Linked DNA regions of Homo sapiens: region 1 is linked to region 2. Evidence: read pairs that join two places in POLR2A ChIA-PET (ENCODE). Cell type or tissue: MCF 10A. All regions are shown on one strand. Each heading gives the region's core, and the rest is flanking DNA. Links, peaks and the distances in the headings are about the cores only.

What was found. Peaks named below come from ENCODE experiments on the same cell type or tissue, not always from the same donor. Only the 100,000 strongest peaks of a DNase experiment are listed, where the experiment ranks them.
Region 1: POLR2A ChIA-PET joins it to region 2 with 6 read pairs; 4 of 35 experiments call an interaction of 5 or more read pairs at or near these places.

The regions. Positions count from the first base shown.
Region 1 is chr9:108,628,975-108,641,103 of GRCh38, reverse strand. No RefSeq gene overlaps it. Among named protein-coding and RNA genes, the nearest start is that of ACTL7B, 220 kb to the left of the region's middle. RefSeq lists an enhancer at 5,646-6,845. In MCF 10A, for the core only: no CTCF peak of the experiment used is centred there; DNase peaks (open chromatin) are centred at 6,163 and 6,733.
Region 2 is chr9:108,556,761-108,568,889 of GRCh38, reverse strand. No RefSeq gene overlaps it. Among named protein-coding and RNA genes, the nearest start is that of ACTL7B, 290 kb to the left of the region's middle. RefSeq lists an enhancer at 2,844-2,963 and a silencer at 6,338-6,535. In MCF 10A, for the core only: no CTCF peak of the experiment used is centred there; a DNase peak (open chromatin) is centred at 6,519.

The sequences.
Region 1 (12,129 bases), core at 5,243-7,742, 72 kb before region 2:
CAAAGATTTAGGGGAAAAGCATCCCAGATAGAAGAGATAGTGGTTTGAGGTAGCATTTGGGTTGAGCTTTGACCATAGGGATGTAGTGGGAACATCCCGGGGAGAGGAAAGAACAAGAGAAAAGTATCTTGGCTAATGATTTTGAAGCATTTTCTTGGAATAGTGACTGGTGTAGTTTGACTGGAGGTGAGTTGAGGTAGAGCCTTGGTTCCCAAACTTGAGTGTGCCTCAGGATCACTGAAAGGCTTGTTAAATCCCAGATTGCTTGTTAACTCTGGACCCCATGTCCAGAGTTTCTGATTCAGTTGGTCTGCTGGGGAACCTCAACATTTGTATTTTTAATAGGTTCCCAGGTAACACTGATGTTTACTGATGGTGGGGAGTATGCTTTCAGAACCACTGGAAAGGTCAATCACTTTTTAAAGTTCAATTAACTTACTAATATTAATAAGAGAAGCTAACATTTACTAAGCCATTACTATATGACAGGTACTTCATGGACTGTCTTTTGGAATTACTATAACAGCCCCATGAAATAGGGATTATGACTATCCCATTTTACAGCTGTAGGGATAAGCACAGAAAGATCAAATAATGTCCTGAAGCTCATAAAGCTTCTTTGCAGAGGAAGAAAAAGGCAGAACTGTGGGGGTGAAGCATGGCCTTGGAATTTTGGAACTCTTCACCACCATACTATAATTCAATGACAAAACACAGAGAGGCGGAGAGGTAGCAACTAGTTGGGTAATTTAATCAATATGGAATGAAGGGATTGTAGGAGGGAATTGCAGCATGGGTATACTGGACTTGTGGGTTATCTACTCAGCAGGCCTTTCCTTCTCCTTTCCTAAGAGAACCCTTATTTTATTCAGAAGCCTCATTTCCAGCTGTAGGGGGTGAAGTTTAGTTACTCTGAGTCTAGGCCCATCAGCACATGGAATTTTCCTGGCAACTGTTTTTGGTTCTGGGTGGAAGGTGTATCTTAAATTGGTCAAATAAGACTAGATGGAAGGCTTATATTTTATGGTTGGGAGAGCAGCTTCCTTTCTGTCTTTGCTTGGGCGTGAATAAGGAAATGTGTTTTCTTGGTTGCTGTTGGCAGCCACTTTCCAACCATGCAAACAGCTGTCTGAACACGAAGCTTGTACATGGAGGCTGAAGAGTGGGAAGACAGAAAAATCTGAGTTCCTGATGGCTCTGCTGTTTCATAGAATCGAGGAACTCTGAGAAGCTTGCTTGATCTCTGGACTTTCTTAAGTGAAGTAATTGGTTTCCATATCTCTTAAGCTATTTCCTGAGTCTGTTTGAGTCAGGGTAACTGGCAGCTGAAAGCTTCATAACTGGTAGAACAGACACTGCAGTATGAAGGAGGATATTTAGAATATAGAAACTTTAACATAATGAAGTGAGGAGAAGGTGTTCTAAGTTTTCAGGCTGTCGGGACATAATGGTGGCTGTTTATTCTGGGCTGTTGTCTGGAAAGGGAGAGGAGAGGGAGGGAGGAGGAGAATGAGGTTGTGGAGACTTTTCTGTAATGGTAGTAGTCCTTCATACCTCCGAATGTTCTCAGGAAACACAGACAGCTTTAAAGTGACAGGCGTCTCAACATTGCTCCGTATTCTTTGCTTCTTCTAGCTCTTTTATCCTGGTCTCTATGATCCTCCCCAAAGTGAACGTGAAACTCGAACGTCAGGATTCTGGGTGATAGGGCTGAAAACATTTTGGCCAAAGCCATTTGATGAAGAGAGTCAGCCACACAGTGATGTGGCTGGAATGATGATTTGGTAAAAAAATGAAAAGTTTACAATCATCATTTTTTTTTTCCCCAGATAAGTCCAGTATTGGTACATTACAAGGGTGATTTTGTAGTTCTTGGGCTTCCTTCTTTTTGTGACAAGGAGAGAATGAAATAGCTATATATCTGATAATAGGCCATTCATTAGAAATGTTAAGTAACCAGTAATAGAGGATTTGTTGGAAGAACTTAATTGGCAAACATAGGGGATTCGTTGAAATAAATTAAATATCTTCTACATGCTCCACAAAAATAAAGTCATAGCCAAGTAAAAGGGTAAGCATAATTGCACGAAAAGGAATTATAAAAATTGTAATAGGGAAAATTGAATTTCTAACCTCACAAAATTCTGAATTCCAGGTCCTTTTCTTTTTTATTGACCTTTGTTTTTATTCATACTTATAAGCTTAGAAATGCAAACAACTAAAAAAGAGCATAGTCTGCCATCCCACTTGTCGGAAAATAAACTCTGCCAACATTTCTTTCTTTCTAGTTTGTGGACGTAGAAATAATCATTAATGTGTCTGTACCTGAATATAATATGTATGTTTATATGTTGGTATTTTTCTAACGAATATGTATGCATGTTGGTATTTTTCTACACAATGGATTTATGACATTTTTGGTATAAAACAAAGTGCTTGTAACCCAGACAATATTTTTTAGGTATTCCATCGCATTGGCCAATAAAGTGGCTCCAAAATTTGTGTCTTAAAATAGGAGTAATGCTTGAAAATATAATAGTAATAGTAATAAAGCAGGAAAATACTTTTCACACTGTGAAATATTTTGAAAAACAAGTAAAAGTGTTTAAAGACATCTAGAATGTTTCCCAAACTGCCCTACTATGCAGTCCGGTTTTCAGTACTTAGAGAAATCAGTGATTGGGAATCTTTACCTTTGAACGTGATTGTGGTTAATTTTTTGCATTGATTATCCTTCTTCTGTAGCTGGAAATCATTGTTAAGGTGAACCAGAAATGCCATAATATTCAACCAGGAAGCTCTAGGGTGGGTGATCAGCTCATCCTAGTTTGCACAGGACTGACTGGTTTTATTTATTCCTTCATTTTTTCAACTCACATAATCAAAGGTTTAATGCACAGATTAATAACATTAACAAATCAATAAACAGAAGACAATTCATAAAAAATATGAGTAAATAGGATATGGATAGCAGTTTATAGAAGAGGAAACCCATTCTGATAAACCTATGAAAATGTGCCCAACCTCACTAGTAGTGAGGAGATTCACATTTAAATCATACATGATACACTATTTTCTATCTATAGTGTAAAGTGGCAGCAAGGATGTGGCAAATTAGTATCTTACACATGCTGTTAAGCATGTGTAATACCCACAGACATACTGGTGGACACAAAATTTGTAAAATTCAAGATATGTACATTTCTTCATTACCAGAAATTTTACTTCTAATAATAGATCCTAGAGAGATCTTTGCTCTTGTGTATAAGGAAGACTTGTTTTAAAACTAAAAATCCCAATTCCTGGGAATCCATTCAGTCCCTGGCAAACCAGGACTGTTGGCCAACCCTTTAAATCTCTTTCCTCTGAAAGTTGGGGAGTAGTGTAACACCTTTTACCGAAAGAGTGAAGGCATGTCGAAGAGCTGTCTGTGGGTCTAGCAGGCAGCTAAGTGAAACGTATCTGTTTTGTCTCTTGCATTTGCAAGGGTCGCTGCAGCAGCAAACAGAGAAGGAAATAATTAGGACAGATTTAAATGCTGACATTTGGTGATTCAAAGGAAAGCAGCAAAGGCCTACCCAGGGATCCCTGCTGCCTTTTGGTCTAGTCATACCATGCTGTGCACCTTTCACGACTCCCTTTGAGCCCATCTAATGAGGGTTACTTCCTGGAGAAGAACTTTCTAAGGCAGCAAGACATGGGAAAAGGAGAGCCGAGACAATAGGATCCACAGAACATAAGATGTTCCTACTTGCTGATGTAAATTAGAGATTTCATGATTAACAACATGTTATGTGGCTCAAAAAGAACCAGAACACAAGCAAAAGGAGGACAGTAAGAAATGTTTGCCCAAGAAAAAACTGGAAAGGGAAACAAAACAGAAACAAAACCAAGAAGCACAAAACACGTCCTTAAAAACAATCTCAGAGGGGTTATTCTCTGCTAAGGAAGGGGAATATCCAGGAGAAGCATGGGAAACAACTGAAAGAGAAGGAGGAGAATGAATAGCCCAGACAATCCCTCACAGTGGATGTTGGCACATTTTGGACTTGGATGTCCAAGGATGGATGTGCATGACTTTCTTTGCTTGGAAAAATGTTTGGGTATCTGCCTTTAACTAGAAAAGACTTAAGGATGATTTACTTCGTTAAACAGGTGTTGCTTTGTTGTATTTAAAGAGAAATTCGGTGTCAAGCAAAAAAAGTGACCTAGTAATTATTTCCCCAAATTAATACCAAAATCTGTTCTACAGATATCTGAGTGAGTTTATCTCATGTCAGATCTATCTATGTATCCATCGATCTATTTATCGATTGATCCATCCAACATCTAGTTTGTCTTGTTTTATCTATTTGCAATTTGGTTTTAAAAGTGAACCCAGGCCTTCTGCTTTAATCCAAGAGAGAGTAAAGGGACTGGATTTATGCACCTGCTTAAAAGAACCTCCCGAACCAGACAAAATATATGAAACAGCAGTTTCATGACACTGGACATCAGGCATTGAAGTCTCTTTGATCCCTAAGAGATAGGAAACAAATGAGATGAGCCCTGTGAATGTTCCGGTTTACTGCCTGGAGTAATTTCCAGGTTGTGATGCAGGGAGAGATAATATCAAAGAGCCCAGAAAATGCTATAGCTGAAGAGCTGAGTTATTTTTTAAGAGTCTGAACTACAAAGAAATCTGCTGACAGGAGATGGATAATTTTCTCCTATCCAAGTACTAACCAGGCCAGACCCTGCTTAGCTCCCAAGATCGGATGAGATTCAGGGTGGTATGGCCATGGACAGATGAAGAATTTTCTGTAGGACTTCTGCCAACTCTCCTGTAAGGAGGCAAAGTCTCTGGAAGTAAACCTGCAGGGGGCAAAGTGGAGGGGCAGCAGATAAGAAGCAGAACTCCACAGAAGGAGGAGGAGCAAAACCAGGGCTGTCTAAGGGCTTCATACCAGGGATTGGTAGTTAATACCAGAGCCACAGTGTGGCTTGGCTGGTAAATTATTTGTAGCTTGTTTGTGGTATTTATGTTTAAGGACATAATGAACTGTATACAATTCATTCTACAGGATGGGGTTCTTTTCTCTCGAGTTCCTCTTTTGTTTTTAAAAGTCCTTCAGGAATAAAAGCCTCCTTCATCAGCTTGCAAGGAGGAAGGCTGAACTGCGTGTGACCCAACAAGCTCCCTTATCCTGATGCCTTGAGTATGTGCTGCCCTTCCCAGGAAAGGGGTCTAAGGAGGGCTCACTCTTGTTTTTATCTGACTGTAGCTTACGAATAACCTTCACTTGGCTGGTGATAAGAATTATGGAAGCACAAGGGAGGTGAAAAAGGAAAATGTAAGTGGAAGAAAAAAATGTAAAAGGAAGAAAAAGACTAAATGAAATCCATGGATGCGTTTCCTTGTGTGTGCAGGAGAGTGAGTACATGTATATAGTATTCTTCCCAAACTGAGGTGGGATTTTTCTGGAAGCTTACACCTCAGAGATTTCCTAGTACTTTAGATTAATTTTATATTCATATACATATAATATATATCTTATAATTAGGTTAATCTCTTAGTAATATTCTTAAGTAAAAAACTTGAATTAAATAAAGGTGAGTCGAATTCCTACTATGCACACATCATAGAGTCAGAAAAAGGTGCGTCTCTTCTCTGAAGGCTTTTATGGTCTGGATGTGAGGGGCTGGCAGAATTGTCGATGGGGACAGAGTTGAGGGAGGCCACCAGGCAGGCACACACATAACCAGATGGAATGTGGGAACTAGAGCCAGAATTGTTCTTCAGTGGTTTCATGAGAGCGACAGAGTTTTCTGATTTTTAGGAAGCAAAGATGACCTTATATGGATTTCTACCCAAGTGAGAAATCATACCTATGAATCACGTGGGGATCCAGAGGCTCGAGCAGTGCCCCACACGTGAAATGTCTTTTGTGGCTTCAATGTAAAAACAAAGTTAAGCACCGGGATATAGGACAGGCATTTTCTGAAATGTCATGATTATACCATAGATAGCTGGGAACATAATGAAATTATTTTGGCATCTTATGTGTGATGTTAGTGATGAGGCTTGAGTAAAGAGTCACGTTCCTGGGGTTGGTATGTCAGGCCAACACCCCAAATTCCCATCAAGTTTAATCCTGTGGTGGTGGAAGTTCGCTTTCAAGTTTGGGTTGAGTCACTGTCATGATGACTCTCCATTCAAGAACTGTGGCATTTTTGGGCCCTAGAATCAGAAGCAAGTGTGAACTGGTATTTGTGAAATTTTCCAACTAGAAGCACTGGCTGAGGTGGGTAAATAGGGGAGAGGCGTCACTGGGCAGAATGGCAGACATGACGCTGAGCATTGTTCTAAAAGGGGCACAGCAGCTGTTGGTCAGAGGAGGGTTAACGGGCAGGCTTTGTTAGAGAAAAATATTTTATAAAGTAATAAAAGTCAAAGGGCAGTCTTGCAGAAAACATCGGCTTTGTGATTAATGTATTCAGCTACTAATTATTCAGGGGAGGTTGTCTGTCTGTCCAGACTTACGTGTTAGGGGCAGCACTGTGAGTCACTGGGATTTGGTTGTTACAACCAGAAAAACCAAAGTGGGTTTTAGGATTAGGGTCCCTTGGGATTAGCAGAGTCCCTACTAAAACAGCTTAAACATCCAAGGGTTTATTTTCTTACATAAATGCAGTCTGGGAGTAGGTTGTCCTGTGCTTGCAACAGCAGCTTCACAGAGTCATCAGGGACTTGGACTCCATCCAGGTTATAACATTTCCATCCCGAGGGCGTGGCCTTGTTCTCACAGCCTGAGATGGTGGCTGGAGCTCCACCTGTTACAATCCGGGCAGTGAGAAGAAGGGAAGACCGGAGGACCCTTCCCTTCCTCTTAAGGACACTTCCTGAAGTACCACATAGTACTTAAATCTCATAGGTCAGCCTTAGTAAAAAGGCCACATCCACCTTTTAAGGAGGCTGGGAAATACAGTCCTTTAACTGTGTACATGGTTGCTCTGAATAAATTCAGGAGTTTGGGATTTTCTTACTAAGGAGGGGGAAAACAACAGATTTTGGGAGGTGACTGTCATCTTTGTCAAGGATGCTTGCAATCAAATGATGAAAATAGACAGAAACACCATGCACCAAATATGTATTCCAAGTGATAGAAACCAGTTATCATTCATTTAGTCATTTGCTTCATTCATTTATTCACTATTTAATAAGCACCAAATGATGCATTGGTCTGGGGAAATGAAGAGGCCACTCCGGACTCTAGAATGACTCCTGGGAATCATGACTTAAAAGGAAAGCCATGACCTTTAATTAGAATAATCCTATGTGGGCTGGGTATGGTGGCTCACACCTAATTCCCAGCAATTTGGGAGGCTGAGGCAGGCAGATCACTGGAGGTCAGTTTGAGACCAGCCTGGCCAACATGGTGAAACCCCATTTCTACTGAAAATACAAAAATTAGCCAGGCGTGGTGGCATGCACCCGTAATTCCAGCAACTTGGGAGACTGAAGCAGGAGAACTGCTTGAACCCAGGAGGTGGAGGTTGCAGTGAGCCGAGATTGTGTCACCACATTCTGGCCTGGGTGACAGAGTAAGAATCCGTCTCAAAAAAAAAATTAATCCTATGTGGGGGGATTTGGAACAGAGATTATCTGCAGGCTTATACTGTAACTCTGGGTAGATTCTTAGTGTCTGTTACGCTTGCAGAAGAGTTTTAAGTTGCCCTTTTGAAATGATCAAGTTGGTTTTTGTTGTTGTTTTGAGACTGAGTCTCATTCTATCAGGTAGTGGTGCAATCTTGGCTCACTGCAACCTCTGCCTTCCTGCTTCAGCCTCTCAAGTAGCTGGGACTATAGGCACCTGCCACCATACCTGGCTAACTTTTGTGTTTTTAGTAGAGACAGGGTTTTGCTGAGTTGGCCAGGCTGATCCCAAACTTCTGACCTCAGGTAATCTGCCTGCCTTGGCCTCCAAAAGTGCTGGGATTACAGGTGTGAGCCACCGTGGCTGAAATGATCAAGCTTTTTGTCAATTCCAATGAACAGAATCATTCATAAGATCATAACTTGTAGATGAAAATTGGTTTCCTCAGAAAACTTTCACAGCAGCCAAATACTAGAATGTTCTCTGTTATGGTGAACTAAATTTTACGTCACCTCCATCCTTCTCATCCCCTAACTCAGAACTTATGTGCATCCAATTTTATTCTTGTCTTTGAGGACTACCTAGAACAATTCTTGAGACTATCTTCTCCTCTGCTCACCATCTTTCTGCTGTTTTCTGAGACTTCATTTTTTCCAAACTAAAAGCCCAAATACTCCTTCAACTGTTCCCCAAATAACATGATTTGGGAAAAGAAATGAAGAGGGAAATAATATTTTTGTGGAGGCTTACTATGTCCTGGACACAATGCTAGAGGTTTTATATACATTATCTCAATCTTCACAGAGTCCCAGTGAATAAAGGGTGATATTCTTCACATTTTGCAAGTAAGGACCCAAGTTCATGGAAATAACGTTCACCAGTTATCTTTCTAAGCTCTTACGGTCACTCAATGAGCAGGCAGGATCTGACTCTGACCTGTTGGGAGACGTGGACTGTGCTTTCCCACCATATGTTGCTGGTCCATCTTCCTGGTTACTCGATTTTGAAGATGCTAGTTTCCTTAGCTGGAAGATAGAACTCATTCCCTGCCTACCTTATGAAGAGAATTCAGGTAAGACCAATGCACCTGGAAGTGGACATTTCCCTTCCTCAAGCATAGACAATGTAGGCTGGTTGTGACATGGTTGTGATAATTCTGTGCACTTGGTGGGTAGGAAGATATGGGAACAGAATCCTTAGAACAGTAGAGGGGGACAAAATAGGTCTGGACCCCGGTACAGACATGAGGACTTCTTGAAGGGTGTCTTAGTTGAGTAATATTGTCAGCAGCAGGTGGCTTTATGGGGATTGAAGGCTGGGCAGCTCTTCCTTCCCTTAATGGGGATGATGAAGCTGTGCCCACTGCGTCACTCAGCTGCTTTCATACAGCTAAATCATTCCACCCTTTATCTACATTAGAGGAACTTATGTCCTCTGCCTGTGCCTATGGTATTTTTCTGCCAGTCATCATTGTACTTGTCAAAGTGCCCTCTATCTTCACCAAATAGTTTATAAGAATGAGTAGTGACAACAGGGCAGTGTATTGGAAACTGCCTCATTAAAATAATGAAGCTCTGATGGAAATACTGGTTTGTGTGATTTCATCTTCAAAGACCACTATATCACAATTTCTCTCTAATTTTATAGGGAAGGGAACTGAGGCCTAGAGCAGAGCCATTTAGCTAGCTGGCTCTTAAGATAAGTTTGTTTAGAGTCTCCCAATTTAAACATGTCACTGTAGGCATCGTTTAATTTTTAGTGACATTTCTGTGGTCAGTGAAACATGGTGTGTAAGATTGCCTGCCATCTGTGTGACTTTGGGTGAATGATTAGCTTCTTTGAGCTTCTGTTTCCCCATCTTAAAATGAGGATAATAAAACTACCTATCCTCAAACAATTGTTATGAAGATGAGGATGATTATTATGAAGCACTTAGGATGGTGACTGGCACATATTAAGTAGTGTATTAGTCTATTCTCTTGCTGCTAATGAAAACATACCTGATCCTGGGTAATTTATAAAAGAAAGAGGTTTAATGGACTCATAGTTCCATATGGCTGGGGAGGCCTCACAATCATGATGGAAGGTGAAGGAAGAGCAAAGCCATGTCTTACATGATGGCAGGTAAGAGAGCGTGTTCAGGGGATCTCCCCTTTATAAAACCATCAGATCTCATGAGATGTATTCACTATCATGAGAACAGCACTGAAAAAACCCACCCCTATGATTCAATTACCTCCCACTGGGTCCCTCCCATGACCTGTGGGGATTATTACAATTCAAGGTGAGATTTGGGTGGGCATATAGAGCCAAACCATATCATTTTGTCACTGGCCCCTCCCAAATCTCATGTCCTCACATTTCAAAACCAATCATGCCTTCCCAAAAGTCCCCCAAAGTCCTAACTAATTTCGGTATTAACTCAAAAGCCCACAGTCCAAAGTGTCATGTGAGACAAGGCAGGTCCCTTCCACCTATGAGCCTGTAAAATCAAAAGCAAGTTAGTTTCTTTCTAGATACAATGGGGGTACAGGCATTGGTGAAATACACCTGTTCCAAATTGGAGAAATTGGCCAAAACAAAGGGGCTACAGGCCCCATGCAAGTCTGAAATCCAGTGGGGCAGTCAAATCTCCAAAATAATCTCCTTTGATTCCATGTCTCACATCCAGGTCACGCTGATGCAAAGGTGGGTTCTCATGGTCTTGAGTAGCTGCACCCCTGTGGCTTTGCAGGGTACAGCCTCCCTCCTGGCTGCTTTCACAGGCTGGTGTTGAGTGTCTGCAGCTTTTCCAGGTGCATGATGCAAGTTGTTGGTGAATTTATCATTCCGGGGTCTGGAGGATGGTGGCCTTCTTCTCACAACTCCACTAGGCAGTGCCCCAGTGGGGACTGTGTGTGGGGGCTCTGACCCCACATTTTCCTTCCACACTGCCTTTGCAGAGGTTCTCCATGAGGGCCCTGCCCCTGCAGCAAACTTCTGCCGAGACATCTAGGCATTTCTATACATCCTCTGAAATCTAGGCAGAGGTCCCCAAACCTCAATTATTGACTTCTGTGCACCTACAGGCTCAACACCACGTGGAAGGCTTGGGGCTTGCATCCTCTGCAGCCACAGCCCAAGCTGTGCCTTGGCCCATTTTAGCCATGGCTGGAACAGCTGGGATGCAGGGCACCAAGTCCTTAGGCTGCACAGACCAGGGGGCCTCTGGGCCTGGCTCATGACACCATTTTTACCTCCAGTGATGGGAGAGGCTCCCTCAAAGGTCTCTGACATGCCTTGGAGACATTTTCCCCATTGTTTTGGTGATTAATATTTGGCTCCTTGTTACTTATGCAAATTTCTGCAGCAGGCTTCAATTTCTCCACAGAAAATGGGTTTTTCGTTTCTATTCCATTGTCAGGCTGCAAATTTTCTGAACTAAATTTTATGCTCTGCTTCTCTTTTAAATATAAGTTCCAATTCCAAACCAAATCTTTGTTAGTACATAAAATTGAATGTTTTTAACAGCACCCAGTCACCTCTTGAATGCTTTGCTGCTTAGAAATTTCTTCCTCCAGATGCCCAAATTCATCTCTCTCAAGTTCAAAGTTCCACAGATCTCTAGGGCAGGGGCAAAATGCCTCCAGTGTCTTTGCTAAAGCATAACAAGAGTAACCTTTGCTCCAGTTCCCAACAAGTCCCTCTTCTCCATCTGAGACCACCTCAACCTGGACTTCGTTGTCCATATCAGTATCAGCATTTGGGTTAAAACTATTCAAGAAGTCTCTGGGAAGTTCCAAACTTTACCACATTTTCCTGTCTTCTTCTGAGCCCTCCAAACTGTTTCAACCTCTGCCTGTTACCCAGTTCTAAAGTCACTTCTACATTTCTGGGTATGTTTACAGCAGCACCCTACTCTACTGGTACCAGTTTACTGTGTTAGTTCATTCTCATGCTGCTAGTAAAGACATACCTGAGACTGGGTAATTTATAAAGGAAAGAGGTTTAATGGACTTACAGTTCCACATGGCTGGGGAGGCCTCACAATCATGCGAGAAAGCGAAGGAAAATCAAAGGCACATCTTACATGGTGGCAAGTAAGAAAGTATGTGCAGGGGAACTTCCTTTCATAAACCCATCAGTTCTCATGAGACTTATTCACTGTCATGAGAACAGCATGGGAAAGACCCACCCCCATGATTCAATTACCTCCCACCGGGTCCCTCCCATGATGCATAGGGATTATTACAGTTCAAGGTGAGAGTTGGTGGGGACACTGAGCCAAACCATATCAAGTGGCATATAAATGCTTGTTTAAAAGTGAACATAAACCTTTGTTTAGAAGAGAAAATGATCCAAGGGTCTGTGAAATTGTAATTATTTTATTCCAACCCTCTTTGTCTCTAATAATAGTATATTGTAGGGCCTCAGTATTTTATATCTTAGGGGATAATTTTATGGGCATTATATAATTTGATTTGTATAGTATCCTATGAGCTAGATCCTACTA
Region 2 (12,129 bases), core at 5,255-7,754:
TCTCAATTACATGAATATTTTTTAATGTGCCTAATATGTTGTTACAATAGTAAACATGTATATTTGGTGACTAATAAATATGCCTATACTGTGGTTGTGTGCTCAAAAGTTGTTTTACTGATCGGGGTTAATAATCTGAAAAGTTTGAAGGTCATTGCTCCAGTAGTTAGATCCTGGAGGGTATGAGCCCTATCTTATTTGTAGGAGCTCAGTAAAAATTGGTTGAATAAGTAAATGGCGTCTATATGAGCACAGTGATGACAAATGCTTTAAATGACTTACAAGCAAGATGCCAATGGTAGAAAGAGGGAAAACATGATTGTGCATTAGTTCAGAAGTCAGAGAGTCCTGGATTCAAATTATTCATTTAGGAGAGATTCAGAATGCCCACTGGATTATCTTAGATATGTCATCCATCTTCCTAAACTATAGTCAGCAAACTTTTCATGTAAAGAGCCAGATCGTAAATATTCAGCTTTGGAAGCTGTATAGTTTCTGTAACTACTTAACCCTGCCAAGGCCAAAGACAGTATGTAAACAAATGTGCATGGCTGTATTCCAAAAAGACTTTATTTACAGAAACAGGTGATCATCCGGTTGGCCTGGGGGACATAGTGTACTGATCCCTGTTCTAGATATTAATTCCTAGCTGTGCAATCTTTGTGTCACGTGAGATACCTTTGCAACATGCCTAGCTCATGTCTGGGGATGAGTTATTGTTAAATAAGTGCTTCAAAATCTCAATAATAATTTGTTCTGATTTTGGGTCTTGCAAGAAAAGAGATGTTTGAGTTCAGTCTTTAGCCATGAGTCCCCCAGACAGGGGAGAAAGATGGGGGAAGAGACTAGAGAGGGCATAGTTAAGGAAAGAGCATGTGTAAAGGCCCCGATGTCCTGCTGAGGGGGCCCTGGAAACTACCACAGCATTCTTTAGGTGATGGTATGATAGATACAGTGAGGGGTAAACAATAGACTTCCTCTGCCCTAGTGATAAAATAGAGACAATAGAAACCTCCCTTCCTGCAGTGAGAATCAGAGAAATTGTGACATCTAACACCCCATGCTTGTCATGCCTACCTTGGCCATGCCCTCTGACCTGCTGCGTTATGTCTTTTGATCCTGACCTCCACCTACTGTCTGATGCCAAGACTGTTGGCTTCTCTGCTTTGCTGAACTGGATTTCCTCCCAGACCATGTGTTTAGGGGAATTTGCTCCCCATTCTGAGCTTTAACCTATCTCAGTAGACATCTTGTCCCACTCCACTGGATAAAAATTGGTGGCTTTATAGCATCTAAAGCCTAGGAGAAATCAGATTTCTTAACAAGGATTCTTAATGTGCCATCTGTGGAGCACCTGGAATGAAATCACCTGGAAGTGTCTATTAAAAATTAAAAATCCTGGGCTCCATCCAAAGCACTGCAGTCAGGATCTTTGCTTGGGGCCCATTTGAAAGTAGCTTCCCAGGTGATTCTTACACATACCAGAGTAGGAGACTTGCTGCTGTTCTGACTAAAGCATTAAAATAAATTTTAAAGTCCTATCTTTTAGTTTCTGTAAGCTGACCCTTAGCTCTTTAAAAAGTGCAATTGGCAAAAGATGGAAAATTACACCCCCCACCAATGAATAGATTTGAGTCTGTGTGGGCTTCAAATTGCAAGACTCTTCTGAGATGCCCCTTATTAAGACACCCTCTCCCCAGGTAGAACCTGCATACAGCACTTCCCCAGGTAGAAAGCTCCTAGGAGGCTTCTCTCTTTGCAACTTCCTGACTTGCTTCCCGCCACCTCCCCTGGTCTTCCCGGGATGGAGACTGCACCAGGAGGTTTCCTGGTTGGAATCTCCACAAGGAGTTAGAATCCACCAACAGGTCTTCTTCTCCTAACAGCCTCTTTAAATTGAGGATTGGGCATGGTGGCTCACGCCTGTAATCCCAGCACTTTGGGTGGCCGAGGCAGGTGGATCACAAGTTCAGGAGTTCAAGACCAGTCTGGCCAATATAGTAAAACCCCATCTGTACTAAAAATACAAAAATTAGCCTGGCCTGGCGATGTGCGCCTATAGTCCTAGCTACTCGGGAGGCTGAGGCAGAAGAATCGCTTGAACCCGGGAGGTGGAGGTTGCAGTGAGCAGAGATCGCGCCACTACACTCCAGCCTGGGTGACAGAGCGAGACTCTGTCTAAAAAAAAAAAAAACACAAAATGATGACTGGGTTAGGGAGACACTAATGACCCATCTCAGGAATTCTCTGCTTTAGTGACCTTTCAGTTAATCCAGTGGACCTAGAACTCTTTTCAGTGGGATGTGAATTCTATCCATTCCGTTAGAAAGTCGAAGCCACACATTTGAAAGGTAGTTTTGTCATCTTCATGATCATAGGACTCAAAATCACAAAATTAGCTTCCATGTATTTAATCAGTGAATTATTTTTCATTGTCCATGTACCACGTGTGTCATGACCCGCATAACAAGGAATATGTGTGTGTGTGTTTGTTTATTTTCATGATCGTGGATGTTTGTGACAAATGTGCTAATTCACACATTAGTGATCTCATTGATATAAAAACTTTCTGGTAATGTAGAGGGCTGGGTTATTCTCCTCATCTTTCAAATGAGTAAACTGAAGCACAGGAAATTAAATGACATGTCCAGGGTCTGATGACTGGCACATTGCTGAGCTCACACACAGGGCCCACATACAGGTTGCTGATTCTCAGTTTGGGCCTGGTTCCACTTCCACCCTGGACTGTCTATCCAAATAAAATCAAAGACTTGTAGATACCCTAAGAGATGAAATCATGGGACATTCTGCAAGGAAAGAACATCCAAATAATAAAATGGCTTGGGGTTCTGGCACACAAGGAAATCTCTCAGCTACAGCTGGGCACAACTATGTCTTTATGACACTCCCCCGGAAGAGCCACAGCAACCACTAGATGGCAGTGTATGAACAGTAACAGGGAATAGGTTCCTGCCCTTGGTTTTTGAAGAATATTCTGGGATTACCATGGGGAAAGCCTTGGCAAGGACATCCCAATGGAATTAACCTTCAAAGAACAATGCATTTGGAGATCTGTTGTGACTTTGGGCTTCAGCCCGAGGCAAGATGGCCATGCTTTGGTACTTTAAGAGCTAGATCAGCAGTTCTGATTCACTTGGTTCAGGGTGGGGCCCACATATCCATGTTTTGTTAACATTTCCCAGGTGCTCCAGTGTGCTTCCAGCATTGATAGTCTGTGCTAGATAGAGTCCATCCACCCCTGGGTTGTAAGAACCGAATGCAAACAGCACAGTGTGACCTCCTAATGTTGTTCCAGGCATAGGATAGGCCACTGAGGCTGCAGAAATGAACGAGACATGAAGACATGGTCTCTATACTCAGGAAGCCACAGTCCCAACAGAGCTGAGATTTAAAATCCCAAATAGGGTCTAGGCATGTTGTGGAGTGTTTCTGCAGTCGAGTTCCTACTCTGCCTTGTATGGCCTTGAGTAAGTCACTCGTCTGCTTCATGACTCACTTTTGTTTAATGGGTTTTGATGGGATGCTTTCTTGGGACAATGAGGACAATAAAATTGGTGCCTTCAAAGATCTGTAGAGCAGATCCTTTGAAGGGCAGTATATTTTCTTAGTCAACTTCTGTGTACCCAGGAGCAATCTGGCTGTTCTGGGGAGAAATGGGTTACCTTGGCCTGGCATTAGCACAGCCCTCTAGACAGGACAGAGGGGGCCTTCAGCTTCTTTCAGGTCAGATGATTCTCATTTGCCAATGGTGGCATTTTAAAGCATTGCAAAGCAGATTTTTTGTTGATGATAAAGACTTTAAAAAACATCCGCAAATTCCATGTGCTGTGTTCTAGATACACATTCTAGAGCTGCAATGGGTGGAGACGGGACATTGTGTCTCCTAACCACAGAGAACACCCCATTCCTGCCCTCATCTCCCCATCTCTGTATGCCCAGCTTCAACACACTGCTGGAATTTTCCCTAAGCTAGGAAGATTTCTAGAAGGTTGCCTCATAACATCATGGTGGGTTGATGGGGCATCTTCAGGAATGGGGAGGAATTGACAGTGACGGTCTACGAGTCCTGATCTGCAGTTTTTGAACATGAAAAACTTGAAGAGCACAGACTAGATTTTACTCATCTCACTCATTATAATACCTGGCACAAGAGTAGATGTGAGTGAATGTTTGCTGAATTAAGGTTTCTGTAGCTTGATGTATTTATGACAAACTGACATTAAATATTCGATCTCAGTATCAGAAATAGCTTAGATGTTATTTGTATCTTTTAGACCCAGAAAATTATGAAATAGATAGTGTCTCCCTCTTTGCATTGGCTGCTAGCAAGCTCAGAGACAATTAGTCTCCTCTAGCAAATAACTAGTGGCCTATCTCTAGCAAATAACTAAGAAGGACCTTATGTTACACATATGTGGTTATATGATGCCTGATTTCAGTTTATTTTTCTCAAAATTGGTATTTATTGTACTGAACTATTATTTCAAGCTGCCTCAAGTTCTCTTTGGAGCAAAGAATGAGGAAACTCATTAAATCTGAAACAATGTCTGGGACAATTATTGATACATAATAGGAGTTCAATATATTTATTGAGTAAATGAATGAATGAAATTTTTATCTGAATCTTAAGATTGAATCTATCAACCAGCCTGGAAGTCATAGTCTCTCAAAAAAAAAAAGTGTGGTAAATGAGAAGATCATCTTGGGAAATGGACCCAGAGAGGCAGAGTGACCTGCTCAGGATGAAAATTTAGAGGCTGTAAGGTAAACCCAGCTTTTTAAAACAAACAAACAAACAAACAACCCTTTGACCTACTTACTGCACTTTCTGTTACTCCAAAACCACCTCTTTTGATCTGAGAGAGATAACTATCCTCAAATAGCTTTCAAAAATGAAATATGAAGAAAAGCATGTTGTTCTATTTGCCTCCTCCACCTCCAGTAAAATGGGATAAAATAATAGAGCAATGTTACCTGCGTTTGCTGGAATTATCATTTGTTTATGGTTTTGTCTTTGTTTTTGAGACAGAGTTTCACTCTTGTTGCCCAGGCTGGAGTGCAATGGTGTAATCTCGTCTCACCACTACCTCTGCCTGCCGGGTTCAAGCAATTCTCCTGCCTCAGCCTCCCGAATAGCTGGGATTACAGGCATGCGCCACCATGCCCAGCCAATTTTGTATATTTAGTAGAGATGGGGTTTCTCCATGTTGGTCAGGCTGGTCTCAAACTCCTGACCTCAGTTGATCTGCCCCTGTTGGCTTCCCAAAGTGCTGGGATTACAGGTGTGAGCCATTGTGCCCGGCCCATGGATTTTTCTTTGACCAAGTCAATGACAGCTCATTTGGTGACCCGTGATGTGATTTTCTTTCTAAAATTTATAAGGAGAAAAATCTAGGTCATGCAGGTAGCTCCATTCAGTAGGCATCCCACAGTCTCCTGGGAGGTCAGGAAAGGATGGTTTTGCTGAAGGTGTTTATCCTGGACAAAAGCCTGCAGATCTGTCACTAGAAGCATGATCCACTATGTCTTGTCAAACATCTTCATCTAAATTGGTCATTGGTCAGGGCTGAGGCAGCTGAATTCTGATGGAAATTCACCTCTCATGTATTTACTCAGTGTTCCTATAGAGAGTGAAAGAAGTTATGTCCATGTTTAACGACCTGACCTATTCACATTTCCAGCATTTTCCCAGTCACTGCCCTTCAGTGCCGTCATTTTTACTGCTCTGCCCCCATAGTGGAAGTCTGTGCTTGGCAGACACTTTTTTAAATTGAATACTCTGTAACCAAAAGAAGCCTTCTTTTTCCTTCCTTATTTACTATTCCTTGTGTATGTTTATTGACATGATAGATATATGTAATTTGCTCTGGAGTCTATTTCTGGGATAGACTTTACATTCTGGGATAGAAATTTACATCTGTTTCTGGGATACCAATCAGTGTTCACTGGTGTCCCATCAGTGGAAGGCATTGATTCTACCTACCAAAACACTTTTAGTATTGGGGCCATCATCTACAGAAGTTTCATTTGTATTTAATTCTATAATAAATGAAACTCAAACTATTACCGCAAATAGCTGAAGCAAATGTCTTGCCTTTGTGCATTTTCTCATGTTTTTTTTTTTTTTTTTTTTTTCCTCTCCTTACTACACGTTTTCTTGCTCGGATGATATAATGCCCAGGAGAGCTACCCAGGGATAATCCATCACTCCCTTATCTGTGCTCCCTCAAAGGTCTCACCTCTATGAGGGTGTCCCCCCGTTATGTTACCAGGATGAGATCATGTGACTGTTTTCCCAATGGACTGTGAGCTCCTTAAGGGCAGGGGCCATCTCTCCTTTTTCTGTGAATCTCCTGAGCCTCCCCAGGACAAGGCAGTCATAGGTCCTCATGTGCATATTCACTCATCCTATTGTTGACTCATTGCGGTTGCTGCTGTTGCCTTACTCAGATTTCCTGCCTTACCTGTGAGGAGCGGACTCTGCAGAAAGCCTGGACAGAAAGAAATCTGATGTGCTAGTCACAGCAGCTCACCTGTTGGCACACTGGTGTGAGTGTCATGTGATGATCATGCAGCCCAAAGGCCTGGGCTTTGTTCACAGGCACAGATATGTCTTCTGAGTCACGCTCAGCCAGCTATTGCCTGAGTCTTAGTTCAGGGATGGAGAAGACCCAGCTCCTGTCTGCAATCTCTTCTGGGGATTTCAGCTGCTGGTGTTGACTCCTGGCCTTAGCCTCCTCTGGGGATTCTCTGAGTTTGGTTCAGTCTTACTCTCCATTTGAGATGAAATTGCTGAGGCAGACACCCTTGGGAGAAGAGAATTTGTCTTCTGGGAGTCTGTATTTAATCCACGGCAACATTGCAAATTGTCAGCTGTAGCCTGGGCTGACCAGGCAAACCCCAGGTCTTTCTCAGGCCAGAATACAGTGAGACAGTGAAAGTATAACTTGTCATCAGAGAGGAGATAGAACTATGTCTAGGGCGATATTCCAAGGCAGGAGAATTGGACAGGCAAGTTAGAGGATAGTTAGTGTTTGCTTATTTTTCTTTTGAGAGAACAGAAGGGAACTTCTTTTGTTTAGCAAAAGAGAATGTCTTTTTTGATGAATCTAATAGGAAAAATGTCCTTGGCATCCGAAGATTGGTCTTGGGGCCTCTATTGGCCTTAAAACTTTGGGCTTTTAAAATTCAGTTACTTTTTTCCTTTTCTCTCATCACCCCCATCTTTGTATCTGTTAGGAAAATCATTAAACCAAGCCTCATTCCCCAGCTCCCTCTTGCTTGAACTGTCCCATTGAAGAGATTCTACAAACCGAATTTGGGTATTTTCTTTGACAGGTAATCTCCAATCCCTGTCTCCAGCCTAGGAAGCTCAATCTGCTTCACACAGCACTCTCAGTTAAAAAAAATTGTTTCCTAATATCGAGCAGATTTCTGTCCCTGCCACAGTTTCTACCAGTTGTCCCAATTCTCCCTCTTAGGGTAGAACAAATACATTCCTTCAGCCCCTGCTCACAAGTCTTGTCCTTTTGTCAGCTAAGTAGCCCATTTCTTCAAGGTTTTGTTCATGCAACACCATTTCAGGGCTTCACACTTGAGCCACTGTGCTTTGAACACCCTCCAGTTTATCCCTCTTGAAGTATGTGTGACCCAGTTAAGGCGGGGAGGGCTCATGTCACACTCCAAGTCTTTGTCCACAACCAAAAGTGATTGAGAACACATTTAGATATTTAATAAAATTATTTGAAAACCTCAAGGCCAGGCACAGTGGCTCACGCCTGTAATCCCAGCACTTTGGGAGGCCGAGGCCGGTGGATCACCTGAGGTCAGGAGTTCGAGATGAGCATGGCCAACATGGTGAAACCCCATCTCTACTAAAAATAAAAAATTAGCCAGGTGTGGTGGCACCTGCCTGTAGTCCCAGCTACACTGGAGGCTGAGGCAGAAGAATCGCTTGAATCTGGGAAGCGGAGGTTGCAGTGAGCCGAGATTGTACCACTGCACTCCAGTCTGGGCGACAGAGTGAGACTCTGTCTCAAAAAACAAAAACAAAACAAAACAAAACCTCAAAGGGATCATTTCCTAACAGCAAAATGTAAGAAATTTATATTTACTGTCTTTTTCTTTTTTCTCTGCTTTAACTTTAGTCTCTTATCTTTCTTCGTCAAAATTCTGAAAAACTGTTTAACTCAGCCCATTCAGACTTCCTTAATTTCTCCTCTTCTCTCCTGTCTTAGGCTCAGGTTTTTACTACTGAGGCAGAAGGAAGGGTGAGGTGGGGGAGAGATTCCAGACATATGATGTTTTAAACAGCCTTTATTATGCATGGATTTAGAATTGGTTAGAGGAATTACCACAAGTAAAGTTTAATCCGTGCAAAGCAGATCACACCTGTCTACCTCCCTTCTTCTTAACACTCTAGTCCTAGCAATAGAGCTTCAAATACTATTGACTTTTTGGGCAGAGCCATTCTTCTAGTGTCTCATATTAAGCTTCCCATGAGCTCAAAATCCTCAGAGAACTCATTCAGGATCTGAAGTTGAGGTGGCCATACATTCTATAGATTCCTGGTTGGAGTTTCCTGATGACGATATAAGGGGCAAAAAGAAGAAAAATTTAGATTCTTGTAGTTTTATTTTGTTAAATTGGAGGGCCAGTTGTTTGTAAGTGAAAGATCACTTCTTTATTTAATGTTTTTATTCTCTTTCTGTGGGGCTGGCGGTTGGAAATGACTGTGATGTCTCCCTACCCCTCCAGTGCCCCTCCCCGACCCCAATTTGATTGCCTGGACTAAGGTAGTTTCCAGAAGTCATTTGTGGGTTTGAGGTTGGCCCTTTCTTTTTGTCCTCATCCCAGTGTAATGGGGCCTCCTGCCCCTGTTGCTCAGGGTGTGGGGGCTGAGTTGGGGATGCTGTTACTGGCCCTGTGGTTGTCTCCTTTATTTTTCTTGGGTGGTGGGCTTGTCGATCAATTCAGTGATTTCTTTAATGGTCCTGGTATGTCCTACATCTGGCAAAAATTCCTCATGTATTTTGATTGGTTAATAACACCATTCCTGTGATATTTTATTACATAAAAATGGCTTTGGTCATTTTAACAGGATTTTGGGAAGGAGGAGGATTAAATTCACGGGCACAAGTGAACATCTTCAACTCAACTCAATTAAATTTCAACCACGCTGGGTATGCAGGATGGGAAGGAATGGTGCAGTGTGTCATAGCTGAGTTGTTTAGATCTTAATATTGTAACTCTCTATCCATTTCCAAAGCATTTCCATGCACATAATTTAATCTGATTTTCACAAAAAATTTAAATAGGAAAAGTTGCAACTACTAGTCATACTCTGCCAATTCAAAAAAAAAAAAAAAAAGCTCAAAGAAATTTAGTAACTTACCCAAGAGCAAAAGACTTATGATTCCCCTCAGGCCTTTTGCCTTCTAAGCCTAGAGCTCTATCCACTCTAGCAGGGCACTTGGGTGCCATCCTCACTATTTCTGCAATATTTGAAACTACCTCTAATATTATTTCTTTCTTCTGTTTCTTTAAACTGACTAATGTTTAGCTTAAATACATTTAACAAGAAAACTTTATATTACTACAGTAAATAAAAACACTAATATTGCTTTCTCTAATTGGAAAGTAACCATGAAAATAAAAACAATGAGAATGAAGCACTGTTATTATATCTTAGCTAAGTATTAATTTCTGTTGAAGTCTCTGAGCCTAAGATCTACCCTCTCTTTGTTCAAAAAATTTAGCATGGTTTTAGAGAGGTGTTAAAATCACAGGGCATCAGACTGAGATTTTCTCCTTTACATCACTGGAAGGTCTGAAACAGAATTGGAAAAGAAATAACTTTTCCAACATGCCCAACATTATTTAACATTGTGTCCGTGTAGAATTCTGTCACCATAATTTAAAAATTCTTAAGTTGTTTCTCGTCCTGTGAGAAACACTGCACAATATCATAGTTTTATAATTAACAAGTAAACATTAGCTGTAAGTTTGGTAGTTGTGGTCATTTATGTGAATAGCAGTAGCAGTTGTGCTAGTTCAGTTACATATATAGATAAGTTGGTATTCATCTATCCATTCACTCAGTGACATCTAATGACACCTCCTATGATCTGAGCATGCAAAGTTAAACATATTAGTCTGTTTTTACACTGCTATAGAGAACTACCTGAGACTGGGTAAGTTATCAAGAAAAGAGGTTTAACTGACTCACAGTTCTTTAGGCTGTACAGGAGCATGGCTGGGGAGGCCTCGGGAAACTTACAATCATGGTGGAAGGCAAAGGGGAAGCGATGCATGTCTTACATGGTGGCAGGAGAGACAGAGAGAATGGGGATCTGCTACACACTTTTAAACCATCAGTTCTCCTGAAAACTCACTCACTCTCAGGAGAACAGCATGGGGGAAACCGCTCCCATGATCCGATCACCTCCCACCAGATTCCTCTCCCAACACGTGGGGATCACAATTCGAGATGAGATTTGGGTGGGAACATGGAGCCAAACCATATCAGTAAATAAGATGTGACCCTATCCCTGAGAAAGTTTGTGTTCTCATTAACATTAAAGTTTGTGTTCTCATTAACATTGTTCTGTTTCTATGGGGCTGGAGGTTGGAAATGGCTGTGATGTTTCCCTACCCCTCCATGAATGATGGCATTGGAGTGATGCCCTGAATGTCTGTGTTAGCAATGGCATGAATATCTATGTTCTCTAATATAAAGTATAAGTGGGTGAGGGAAGGCTGCAAATGTGTGTTGACATTTGAGCTGGGTATTGAGGGACAGGGGTTTGTTGGCTTCACATGTCCGAGAAGGAGTACTGCTTCTGTAAAGAAATAGTGGCAGGAAAAGGCATGGATGGTCTTGAGAAGCAACTAGTTCTTTAGTTTGGCTGAAGTGTAGCACCAAAAGGGAAAGAGGTGGGATGGGGTGAGGAGGTGTCATTAAAGGAGGCTGGAGTGGTAGATCCAAGCCAATCTGAGAAGCACTTTGTTTGCCCACCCTGCCAGGGAGTCTGAATGGATACTGGAGATAGCAGGGAACCACCCAAAATATGTAAACAGAGGATGACATGATCAGATGTGCATTTTAGAGAGGTCCCTCTGGTACAGTGAGGAGAGGTGTGAAAGGAGAGAGTAAGATATCAGCACAGATGGCTGGCCGGGATGCCAAAATCAGCTTCAGTGATTCCATGCAAATTCTACTCATTAGCTCTCCTTGCCCATGTACAGAGTATTGTCAGCCACCACCTTGGCCAGAATAGATAAGGCTCTGAACAGCCTTAGCAGAGGTGCCCTGGAAATTCTGTTATTATATAATTTCTTTTTAAAAGTGGTTCAGTCCATGTGGGCTGTTTCAATTTAGGAAAAAAAAAAAAACCCTTAAGATCCATTTTACAATCTAACAATTAATGTGATTTTGCCTCCTTTTGACTTGGGATAACTTCAGTGATTAGGGACTGATTGTGTGTGTGTGGGTGTGTTTTGCAGTTTCCTCAGCTTATCGATAGACACATGAGATGGGGATCCATGTGTCATGACAGAAAAAGAGGATCTTCAGAATAATCTTGGTCACTTTCTTGGGGAACCTGAGACATGACACTTGTTCTTGATCACAGTAGATGCTCAGTAAAGGAACATAGGTATTCTGTATTAATGCTCCATTTCCCCTACACCATTTACATTGTGAACTAACAACTGAATATTTCTGTAATATTTTTATTATTCCTTTCTGCCTGCTTTATAAATGTAATTTTAACTAAGTGGATTGTAAAGTGGGCTCTCTTTTGGTAATAACATGATATATCGCAATATGAACTGGGCACTTAATTAAAAGTCAGAATTTAAGACTTGGCTTGGCCATTTCTTGCCTATGTTGCCTGGGACAACTCGCTTCACCGGTCTGAGCCTCACTTTTCCTGTCAGTTAAAATGGGAGGCTTGGGTGATCTGGGATGGCAAGTAAGTTTCCTTTTATGTGCCAGCTGTAGAGGGTTGGTAGCTATTGCCTAGATTGGTGGTTCTCAACTCCTAAGGAGTCTTTTCAGACCTTTTTTTTCCCTAGTCATTCTCCTTTCTCAAGTAATTCTAATGT